Regions from separate parts of the Homo sapiens genome. Here region 1 is linked to region 2. Evidence: read pairs that join two places in POLR2A ChIA-PET (ENCODE). Cell type or tissue: PC-9. All regions are shown on one strand. Each heading gives the region's core, and the rest is flanking DNA. Links, peaks and the distances in the headings are about the cores only. Region 1 has its middle 10 kb from the start of THSD4. Region 2 overlaps THSD4 (thrombospondin type 1 domain containing 4).

Region 1 (5,382 bases), core at 244-5,243, 180 kb after region 2:
TGTCTCCATTGTAAAGAGCTGCACCTATCCTTGTATCTGCCAGCAAGCAGGCCACATGGAGGTGGAAGACATCAGAGGAGGCAGAGGAGCCCTGCATTGGCTGCATGCTTTGGGCGCAGGTTTCCTAGGAGGAGAGATGGAAGGTTGCAGAGTGGAATGGACAGAAAACGAAGCAGTGATTCAGGAAAAAATAATAGCAGCTGGTTTTCATCTGGGTACTAGCCTTATGACCTTGAGCAGTGGCTTAACCCTGCTGAGCCTCAGTTTCCTCATCTGCAGAGCAGGCTTGACACTCACTAACTGCTGAATTCTCTCAAGGGGGAAAATGGGGAGAAAACACTCTCATGTCCTGTGCCTTCCCCATTAGCATCCTCAGTCTGAGAGAAGTTGGTCTGTTCTTGGTCCGTCCCTTTTTTCTGGCTAGCTATATTGCCATTCTTCCGTTGTCACGGGAACATTCCAAAGGATGAATGAAGGGTATGGGATCAAGCAGAGGCAAACATGAGCAAGAACAAGCGTGTAGATTAAGATACAAACTTCTCCTGACCCAGTCCTGTGAGTGGAAAATACCACACAATGGGAAAGAAACCAAATCACCCTGACATGCAATCAGATATTGTGGTGTAGGTCAAAGGGTGGGCCAAAAGGCTTGGTTTCTTTTTCTTTCCTTTCTTTTCTTTTTCCTTTTCTTCTCTTCTTTTTTTCTTTTGCTTTCTTTCTTTTCTTTTGCTTTCTTTCTTTCTTTTCTTTTTCTCCTTCCTTCCTTCTCTCTTTCCTTCTTTCTTTCTTTTCTTTCCTTCTTTCCTTCCTTCTAAAAACAGGTAATTGCAAAAGGAAAGAAAACAGGAACACATTGTTTCTTTTTGATTGATTAAGTTAATTGCACATGTCAAACTTTTTACTTGTCAGCATCTGAAGTTTCCTTGAAGCTAATAAGAACTTTCTTCTGGATAACGGTTTCATGAAGACAGCACATCAGGTTGTGAAAGGCACATTGGTTTTAGAGTTAAACAAATGTGCACTTGGAGCCTTGCTGTGCTAACTTCCTGACTGTGTGACTTGGAAAAGTGACTTACTAGTCTGAGTTTTTCAACTGTCATGTGGCTATAATGATTTTAGAGGGCATGGTTGTGGTAATCATGACTCAAGTTCACCAATTCGCCTTCAGGGACGAGATTTCACTTCCCCTCCCTTTGAAGTTAAATGTGGCCAGGTGACTTGCTGTGGCAAATGGAATGTGACTTCTCTTTTTAAATTTTTTTTTTTTTTAAAGCTGGTAGCTGCTTTAAGACTCAATGTACAAATCATCGTGTTCCTTCCCACTGGTGCTAGGGTTGTGGAATCCTTGGTTAGCCTGGGTCTCAGAGGACTGTGATCTGTAAGCACCCCCACCATTCTTTGAATGTACAGCATCAAATCTCCCACTGAGATTTGAGTTTGTTACTGCAGCAAAACCTAGCATACCATGACTGATATAATGGTTGATACAATAAAGTATGATGACATTTGTAAATACAACTTGGCAATGGTAAAGTGATCAGAAAGCCTTGTTATTTTAGTGTTCAGAGGTAATTGTGCTGATTAGTAGGCCCAAGTTAAGGGATAAATTCCTGCATGGGTCAGGCAGGCTGCAACTTTACCCCAGATCATTTTTCTCCACCAGGGGCCAGAATCAGGAAAATCTGAAAAAACTCCCCCAACAGATCTGCCATGGTACCCAAATACCAGTTCTGCCTTTGAGATAAAGGCCAATCTGTGTACTGAAGGTGGGAGCTTAGGGAAAGTCATCAGGCTCTGGGAGTGGAGAATACTCAGGAATGGTGGGGAGGCACAGTAGTGGGAGTGGTCTTGAAGAGCAGCTGTGTAGAACTGAGGCCTGCGTCACAGTGGGAAGTCCTTGCAATTTGAAGGTTAAGCACACTGTGCACGAGATCCCTGGCCCTCTTCTCTCACCATGATACACACCCTGTCCTCCCATAATAATTTTCTCCTGTAGACCTTCCACAATAATTTATTCCAAGTCATTCTTTATGCCACCTAAGTCTGGCCTTTGACCCTCACCTCCAGGCTCCCATTTCCCGGATATTTTGGCAGGTGCTTCAAGTGCAATGTGTTATGGATAGAACATATCACTTCCTGTCCCACCCCCCAAACCCTCTTTCCTATTCCATACTCCATATCTGGATGAGGAGCTATCATCTTCCCAATCATTCAAGCTCAACATCTCAAGAGGGCTCATGGCCCTGGAATGCTCTTTTTTTCTCTATTAATATAAGAGGGGAAAATGCAAGCCAGAAAAACAATTGAAGGCATTGTGCAGGCCAGGTGAGGTTGTGGTTCAATCTTGGTGTGAATTTGTTCCTTTGAGAATTCGTCTTTGGGTGGAATGCCTCTAATTGTGGACTCAGAAAATAGGATGAAATGTAGAGGAAAAGAAAATAGGATAGTGTAGTGTGATAAGAAGTATATTTGGTCTTTGTCCGTGGTCCTGGCACAGAGAATCTAAAACCCTTGGAATTTCCTCAGTCATGAGGTGTCCTTTCTTATTCTTAAGGAGCCTCTTTGGAGCACACCTGAGTTTATGCTAATGAGGTAATTTAGGGTAGGACCCCAGATAGCCTCAGGATGGGACTCAACACCAGAAAAACTAAGGGATTAGAAGGTTGAAACTTTCAGCCCTACCCACTGACCTCCAGGAATGGGATGGGAGGAAATTAAATTCTATGAAAACTCTGGGAGAGAGGGGTACCCCAATTCTACAGGGACAAAAGCTCCTATGCTTTGGACCCTTCTAGACCTCACCTAAGTCTTCATCTGTATCCTTTATAATAAACGAGTAAATGGCCTGAGTTCTGTGAGCTATCCCAGCAAAGTATTGCTGAGAAGGTGGGTAGGGGAAACCCCAATTTGCAGCTGGTTGGTCAAAAGTACTAGAGACCTGGCCTGGTGATTGACATCTGAAGTAGAGGCTGAAAACTAAAAATAAAATCCTAAGCCCCTCAACAGCTGAACAGACCCCCTCTTGGCTAAGGGGACCCTAGAAAATCCTTAAAAATGGAATTCCCAGCATGACACAAAGGGAGGTGATATATCCCCACCCTTTTGGAGTTTAGGCACAACTGACCACCATTAATATTAAAATACAGACCATAAGACTAACAAAACAGACTCCTTGTGACAATAAGATATCAAATTATAAAGAGGACATAAGGCCGTGCCGGACAAGGGCTAAGTCACTCAGCCCTACGGGTCACTCTGACCTCGAATATTGGTTCACATACTTCCTTATCTTAACTTAAAACTTTCTTTTCTGTTGACTCCAAATTTTTACACAAAGCTCTACTCCTTTAACCAATTGCAAATTAAAGAATCTCTGAATCCGCCTATAACCTGTAAACTCCCACTTCAAGATATCACACCTTTTCGGGCCGAACCAGTGTATACCTTCCATGTGTGAATTTATGTCTTTGCCTATAACTCCTGCCTCCCTAAAATTTATACAACCAAACTGTAATCTGACTGCCACAGACACACTTTCTCAGGACCTATTGAGACTGTGTTCTCTAGGCCATGGTCACTCATATTGGCTCAGAAGAAACCTCTTTAAAATATTTTCAGAGTTTGGTTTTTCCATTAACAGGGCAATCTTGTGAGACTGAGAACTAACCCTGTGGGATCTGATGCTTAGCTCCAGGTAGACAGTGTCAAAATCGAATTAAATCGTAGGGCATGCAGCTGATGGGAGCAGAATTGGAGAACTTCTTGGGATGGAGAAAAAGCCCCACACATTTGCTGTCAGAAGTATTGTGTGAGCGAAGAGAAACAGTCTGTTTTCTCCAGATGGATTGCCTAATTCTTTCCGGCCATATAATAAAGAGTTATTGCTGGTCAATAAGTTTTGTTTTTTATGAAACTTTGCAGGGGCCGGGGGTGGGGGAGACAATAAATGCCATACATATAAACAAAGATATCATTTCCCACATAGCAAATGATTGATGATTTAAAAAGCAAAAAGAGAGCCTTATTCCAGAAAAGATGGAATAAGTAAGGACACACTAAATGTAACTATAAATCCTGGACAGAATGGATGGAGGAGCTATCTGAGAGTTCTGAAACATAAATCATAGCAGGTGGCTTTGGGAAGAAGACCAGAATTCAAAGTCCCACTAAATCAGTAGTGAATTTTTTTCCCTCCCAGTATCAGCCAGCCTAGACTAAAAGGCAGCCATAAAGCTGGAAGTGTGCACCAGAGGAAGACAGAAAGAGCTGCAAGAGAAGTCCTCTCTAAAACACAAGAAAGGAGATTCTGAAGAGTCAGAGAGAGAGTGGGGTGCAGGGGAACTCCTGGTGTTTTTTTTTTTCCTTCTTTCCAGCCTCAGCCCACAGGCAATATTGTAGCAGCAGTGGTGGTGGCAGAGGCTGAGGGGGTGGGAGTGGAGCTAGGCAGTCATCTAAGATTCCAAGAGAGGGGAATTATTCTGTTTGACTGGAGGAGCAGTGTTCACAAGAGTGTGTGGCAAATCTTTCTTCCTTTTTTTTTCACCTTTCTCCTCCTGCCACTTGACTCCAAACACAGAAACAGTCATGGTAAGTGTGGCAGAGCAGAGAAACTGAAGCCCAAGCTTGCTCACTGGAGGGCTGAAAAGGGAGGCCCCAAGGAGCCAGAGGGTGTTGGGGAGATCACGGAGAGTAGGGAGCTTAAGTCAGAAATCCCACAAACTTATGTTTTAGCTCCTGGGCTCACCTCCAGGCTACACATGTATGGATCTGATCCTAAACACCATACCACATGTTTGGAGAACTGAAACTGCAAGGTAGACCCCAGTCCAGGCCCATGATTGGCCACTGGGTGGCACACACACAGGACTGATCTGAATAGCACTGCACTCTGAAATCAGAAATGATATTGAAACCACAGCCCAAGAGGCAGGTTTGGACTCGCAAAAATAATATAATCTGTTTCATTTCCTGCTTCAAAAAAAAAAAAAAGCCTTCTTTTTAGGATTTAAGTCAGACCTGGGGTCCTGTAATATTCAAAATGTCTAGGATATAATCCCAAATTACTCAGCATATGAAGAACCATGAAAGTCTCAACTGACAAGGAACGAGACAATCAACAGACACTAACCCTGAGAAGATACAGATGTTAGAATTACCAAACATTTTTTAAAGCAGCAATTATAACCATGTTCCATAAAGTAAGGGAAAGTGCTCCTGAAACAAATGGAAATACCGAAATTCTCAGGGGGGAAAAAAGAAGATATAAAAACAGGCCTAGTGGAGTGGCTCACACCTGTAATCCCAGCACTTTGGGAGGCCAAGGCAAGTGGATCACCTGAGATCAGGAGTTCGAGATCAGCCTTGGCAACATAGTGAAACCCT
Region 2 (5,382 bases), core at 328-5,327:
ATCAGGATGGCATTGGTCTTACCACAAGCAGAATGCTGGAAGACAATGGTGGAATACCTTCAGAACTCTAAGAAACAAATGATTTCCAACACTGATTTCCAAAACTGGTTTAATTATGTCAAGTCTAGGGTGCAATCAACACATTTTAGATATGCAGAAGCTAAAACAATACTTCCCTCGCACCCTTTCTTGAGAAGCTATTAGAGGATGTGCTTTCAGTAACCAAGAAAGCAGGATGTGGTAGACAGGGGCCACCACAATAGAGGATGCTAGCTATGCTCCCAGCCTAGAACACAACTAGTCCAGACTGGAGTAGGAGGGTGGAAGACTAAGGGTAGGAGGCCTCCAAGAAAAAGCAAAATGCAAATGGTAGGTTATGTGTTTGAGTACTCAGAAAAATGGATAGATGTCAGAAAGATATTGCAGTGATTAATTTTATGTGTCAACTTCACTGGGTCATAGGGTGCCCAGATATTTGGTCAAGCATTATTCTGGTAATAATATGTGTGTCTTTGAGGGTGTTTCTGGACAAGATTAACATTGGAATCAGTAGACTGAATAAAGCAGACGGCCCTCCTCAAGGTGGGTGGGCATCATCCAATCAGCTTAAGGCCAGAATAGAACAAAAAGGCTGACCCTCCCTCAAGTAAGAGGGAACTCCTCCTGCCTGATTGCTTGTGTTGGAATTTGTCTCTTCCTGCCTTCAGACTTGAACTGAATTATTGGCTGGGTCTCAAGACTTCAGGCTTTCAGACTGGAACACAACATCGACTCTCCTGGGTCTCCAACTTGCCAAATGTAGATCTTGGGACTTCTCAGCCTCCCTAACTATGTGAGCCTGTTCCTTATAATGAACCTATTTCTATATATGCATACTATTGGTTTTGTTTCTCTGGAGAACCCTGACTAATACAGATATATAGAAATGTTTAGAAAGTGATATATGTGATAACATATGAAAGAACTGTAGTGAACTATTTTTTCCATAGTCATAATGTAAACAATAACTATTTAAAAGTTCAGTTGTAACTACATGGGGGTGATTAGGGTGCCAAAGTGAAGCTGGGGGAGTGGTTGATATAGGAGTGCTCAATCCAGTTACCTTACAAGAAGTCAAGAAGGAATATCCTAACTGGATAATTCACATTGTCTAGAAAAATTAAGGTAAATGCCAGAAGACACTTGCCTCTGGGGAGTGGGATGGAATTTGGGGGAATATGTTTTTCATTATAAGTCTTTTTGGGCTATTTGACTTTTAAATTATATGCATGTGTCTATAAATAAAAGTTAACAAAAAAAAAAAAAAAAAGGAAAAAAGGAAACCAGGTTTCCAGACATCAATTACAATGTGACTATACATGTTAAAAATAAGTTGATTATAGTTGGCAGTAGGGACAAACCTATTAGCCACCTTTAGCATGTGATGACAAGGTTACTTATTTGTAGCCAGCAGCTTTTTATCCAGTTGAGTGTCTTATGGGTTATAAGCAAACTACAAAGGTAACTAATTTATGTATTATGACCAAAATACTTTTTAAATTAAGCACAAGTGAATGATGTATCTCTGCACTTCTTAGTAATCAAAGCCTGAAATAAATTTAATTACAATGCATTTAGTTTCCTCTTGGCAGCAAATAACTTTTACAAGTGTTGAATGTCATTGTAAACAACAGTTTTTAAAAGCAATGCAAGCAATCCGTTGATAGATGTGGAGATCCCAAAGAGACACTAACAGGACAAACAGAGGGGAAAAAAAAAATCTAAATGACATACAAATGAAAGCCTGGGACTTCGCATAAAATTTCAAGGATTTTAAAAGTGCTCTCTTGGTCTGTTGCAAATAGAACCCACCCTAGCTGGTTCCAGGGGAAAATATATTTAAAGGACATCAGGCAGCTCGCAGAACCTCCAGGAGAGCCAGCTTTGAAGCTACTTAGCCAGGAACAGAGGACCTGCTGTGCCAGCACCAGGCCTAAGGCTACAGACATGTCTCATACACTGTTGCCCATGGTCACCAGCACTATGTAGTAACAAGACACAGTAGGGGAGACTAAGGCAGCTGGATCCCAAGCAAAACTTCCAATACACTTCTCCCGATTCCATCTACTGCTGGAAATAAAGAACTGTGAAATGTTCTTTGGGGGCAATGTGTATCTACTCTGGGGAAGGGTAGGTGAGGAGGTATCAGCACACGTGGATACTCCCCCCATGCCCGGGCACCATCATCTCATTCTGGATTGTCAGGGAGGGATCATCCAGCTAGGAAAATGGAAAAGTGAATCCCAGTTACTTCTCCCTTGTCAGAAGGAAGCTAGCAGCAAGCAGGAGATGAAATGGCAAGAGAAGCCAGGGTATTTATTTTGACTTTTCCTATTCTTCCCTTGTTCCTGGCAAGTCATAAAGGAAAGGAATAAGCCCTAGATGAGGGTTGAGAAGGCATCAGGTGAGGCTAGGAAGGCAGGTTAGGGCTCTACGCGTTATGATTCTCTGTTCTTAAAACAGATCAACATTTGCCTTTTGAGCCAAAGAGGTATCCAGATAATTATAATAATCGAATTACAAATTGGTCCACTTAATGTCTTCACATACTCATTTTGCAGTTGCCCAATCAGTTCCTTTGAAAACTGGACCTCAAAAGAGAACCCCCAAAAGGGAGGCCCTGGTATCTATCTCAGCCTGGGTTCCCTGAAGCAGAGCCACTACTTTATTCAGGGTGGAGAGCAATGGAGAGTGCGGCAGGGAAGGAGGGAGAGAAAACAGGATGGGGCATGTTCCCCAACTGACCTCTGCTTGGCGTCCAGTGCAACTGAGCCTGGGATCATGAGGAACCATCATAAAGGCAGCATCAGGACAGTCCGTTCAGAGAGGGGTAAGCAAAAGAACTTCACTAATTCCCATCTCCCAGCAGTGCCACCTCCCTACCCTCCTGGTTGCACATGGCTGAGCATCCATGGGGTCCTGGGAGTCTTGCCCCTCAGAGTCAACAGGGAGCCCCAGGGTGGCAGACATGAGGCTAGGAGCTGTGGCATTTGTCCACATGAGGACAGTTTTCACAGGGACTGAGCCAAGACTCCTGAGTTGATTACAGTCAAGAGGACCTGAGGCAGCACAGGAAAGATGTCTCATACAGTGTCTAGCTCGTAATTAAAACTCTCATTCCAACTTCCAGCAACATTTAGCTATCTTCCTAAAAGATAGAGTTGATTTTATATTCAAAAAGCAGTACTAATAAACAGAGACCTCTTCCAGCTGGGGATTTGTCCATTGAGTGTTATATTTCCTTCTGCAGAAATCCCCCATGCAGAAGACCGTGGATCCCCGGAAGGTCTTGGTATTGTTGTCAGAGAAGCCTGAACCCATACACTGCACCAAACATCAGCAAGCTTGTTATGTAAACAAGTATCACACATACATATAGGCACTATTTTAAGTGTACGTGGATGCTGTTGTGATTAGTAAGATACGGAAATTTACTGAATAAACAGATGACTGCATTCCTAAAGGATCTTTTTATTCTGTAATCACTGTGTTGATTGTTCTCTGCCTTCCCGGATCTATTCTCTGCCATTATTTGTCCCATTCTATGTCCCAGAAAGGAGCCCTTGCCCTTTGGTTTCCAGCTGGATTTGACCAGCAGGAGATGGAATGGTAAGATAAGTCAGGGTATTTATTTTGACTTTCAGCCCCCACCCTCACTTGTTCCTAGAAGCTCATTAGACACCTCTGAGCATCAGTTTCCCCATCTGTACAATGAGAGAGTTAATCAGATAATCTCTAAGGTGGTTTTTCAGTCACTGGCCCATGTTTTCACTTCCTGGATCCTCTGAAAGAATAGTTTATTCACATTTGCCAAATCAAATAGGTATGAATTCCAAGCTGGTATTTCCTTGTTGCTGTCAGGATGCTTTCTTTCAAAAATGGATCAAAATGACAGGATAAGAAAGTTTCCAGTTTGCCGTTATCTCTTTTCACATTAAGTGTTTACTGTGGACTGGTTCATTTTTATCATCTAAAGGCCGAATCAAATTTAGCAAATACCAAGCAAACGGTTGTGTGGGACTGTATAATTCATTTTTTTTGATAAGCATTTTACATGTTTCATCAGGTGCAAACTAGAACATCTGCAGTATAAAATATCACCCAGTGCACTTTGTAGGTGGCCTATCTATATTTACAGGGCATGTTGCGCGTCGTGTATAAAGTTACTCAAATGTGAAAAAGACTCAATTTCTTCTCAAAAAAATTTCCCAAATTGATTTGAGGGAGTGTATTAGCTCTCAGCCATAGAAATCATTTTTAAACATGGAAGAGTTAAAAATTCCTTCTTGAATTCAACATCTGGGAACATGGTTTATCAATCCAAGAAGAGCTGCACCCAACTCTACCAGCTCAGAACATCAAAAACAAAATATGAAGCATCTGAAATATGCAAGTACATCCTCCTGGCATCAGACCACAGAGTGGTCCTGGACTCCTGGGTGGCAGGGGGTTCATCCTAGTTTCAAAACTGTGCAAGACGATTTTCAGCAAGTTACATTTGCCTCACAAAAGGCTATTTTTAAAGTTTCTATCTGGTTTTAAGCCTTCTGGCTAAGGGCTTTTCCCAGGAACATATCCCTCGTTCTCTTCACCACGTGAAGCTTGATTATTTTTGCGGGTAGTGTCTGGAACTGTTTTGGATATAAAACATCTAAATTTAAAAATATCCTCATGCATATCAAAGAATGGAAGAACATCAGCATTATTCCATAATGCTTATTACAGATATAGCAATGGGTAAAAGTCTAGATCTGTAGGTTTATATAAAAACATCATGGGATAATAAGATTATTTTCAGTTTTTCTTGGACACGTACAATTTTCTAAATATCAAGTATTAACACAGCATGATGAAATGATAAAAACAATGAACTTTCTCCCATTTCCTTCTGTAAAGACAAGCATCTAACACTGCCATACTAAGCCACCCAAAAGTCTACTCCTGTACTTTTACATCCTAAGTATTTCATTTTGTCGGGCATATCTTCCAGGCAGTCACACTGTTTAGTATTAATTTCTTTGTGACTACGACTTTGACTCAAATATCATTCTTCTTAAACAGGAATATGTTTACTCATAGGAATGTTGTTTGTTAAAGACTGAAAATTTGAGGTATACATGACCAAAAATGTGAACGATAATAGGCAAAATTCGGAATAACCCCACATCAGCAAAAGTTATAGTGAAATTTCCCTACTATAAAATTGACAATAACAAGCATATTTTTTAAAAGCTCAGCATCACTGATCATTAGAGAAATGTAAATCAAAGCCACAATGAGACACCAACTCACACCAGTCAGAATGGCTATTATCAAAGTGACAAAAAATAACAGATGCTGGTG

Evidence for each region. ChIA-PET counts read pairs that join two places held together with the same protein. Peaks named below come from ENCODE experiments on the same cell type or tissue, not always from the same donor. Only the 100,000 strongest peaks of a DNase experiment are listed, where the experiment ranks them.
Region 1: POLR2A ChIA-PET joins it to region 2 with 8 read pairs; 8 of 35 experiments call an interaction of 5 or more read pairs at or near these places.

What each region holds. Positions count from the first base shown.
Region 1 is chr15:71,102,755-71,108,136 of GRCh38, reverse strand. It overlaps a transcript of THSD4 not described here. Among named protein-coding and RNA genes, the nearest start is that of THSD4, 10 kb to the left of the region's middle. RefSeq lists enhancers at 4,464-4,573, 4,714-4,763, 4,934-5,003. In PC-9, for the core only: a CTCF peak has its summit at 4,829 (motif pointing right); no DNase peak of the experiment used is centred there.
Region 2 is chr15:71,286,803-71,292,184 of GRCh38, reverse strand. All of the region lies in intron 6 of THSD4 (thrombospondin type 1 domain containing 4), which reads right to left. It overlaps LOC124903521 (a long non-coding RNA gene), which reads right to left. Exons shown (of 2, transcript XR_007064701.1): 2 at 382-5,382. It overlaps LOC124903520 (a long non-coding RNA gene), which reads left to right. Exons shown (of 2, transcript XR_007064700.1): 2 at 1-1,612. Among named protein-coding and RNA genes, the nearest start is that of THSD4-AS1, 100 kb to the right of the region's middle. In PC-9, for the core only: no CTCF peak of the experiment used is centred there; no DNase peak of the experiment used is centred there; H3K27ac peaks cover 1,350 bases.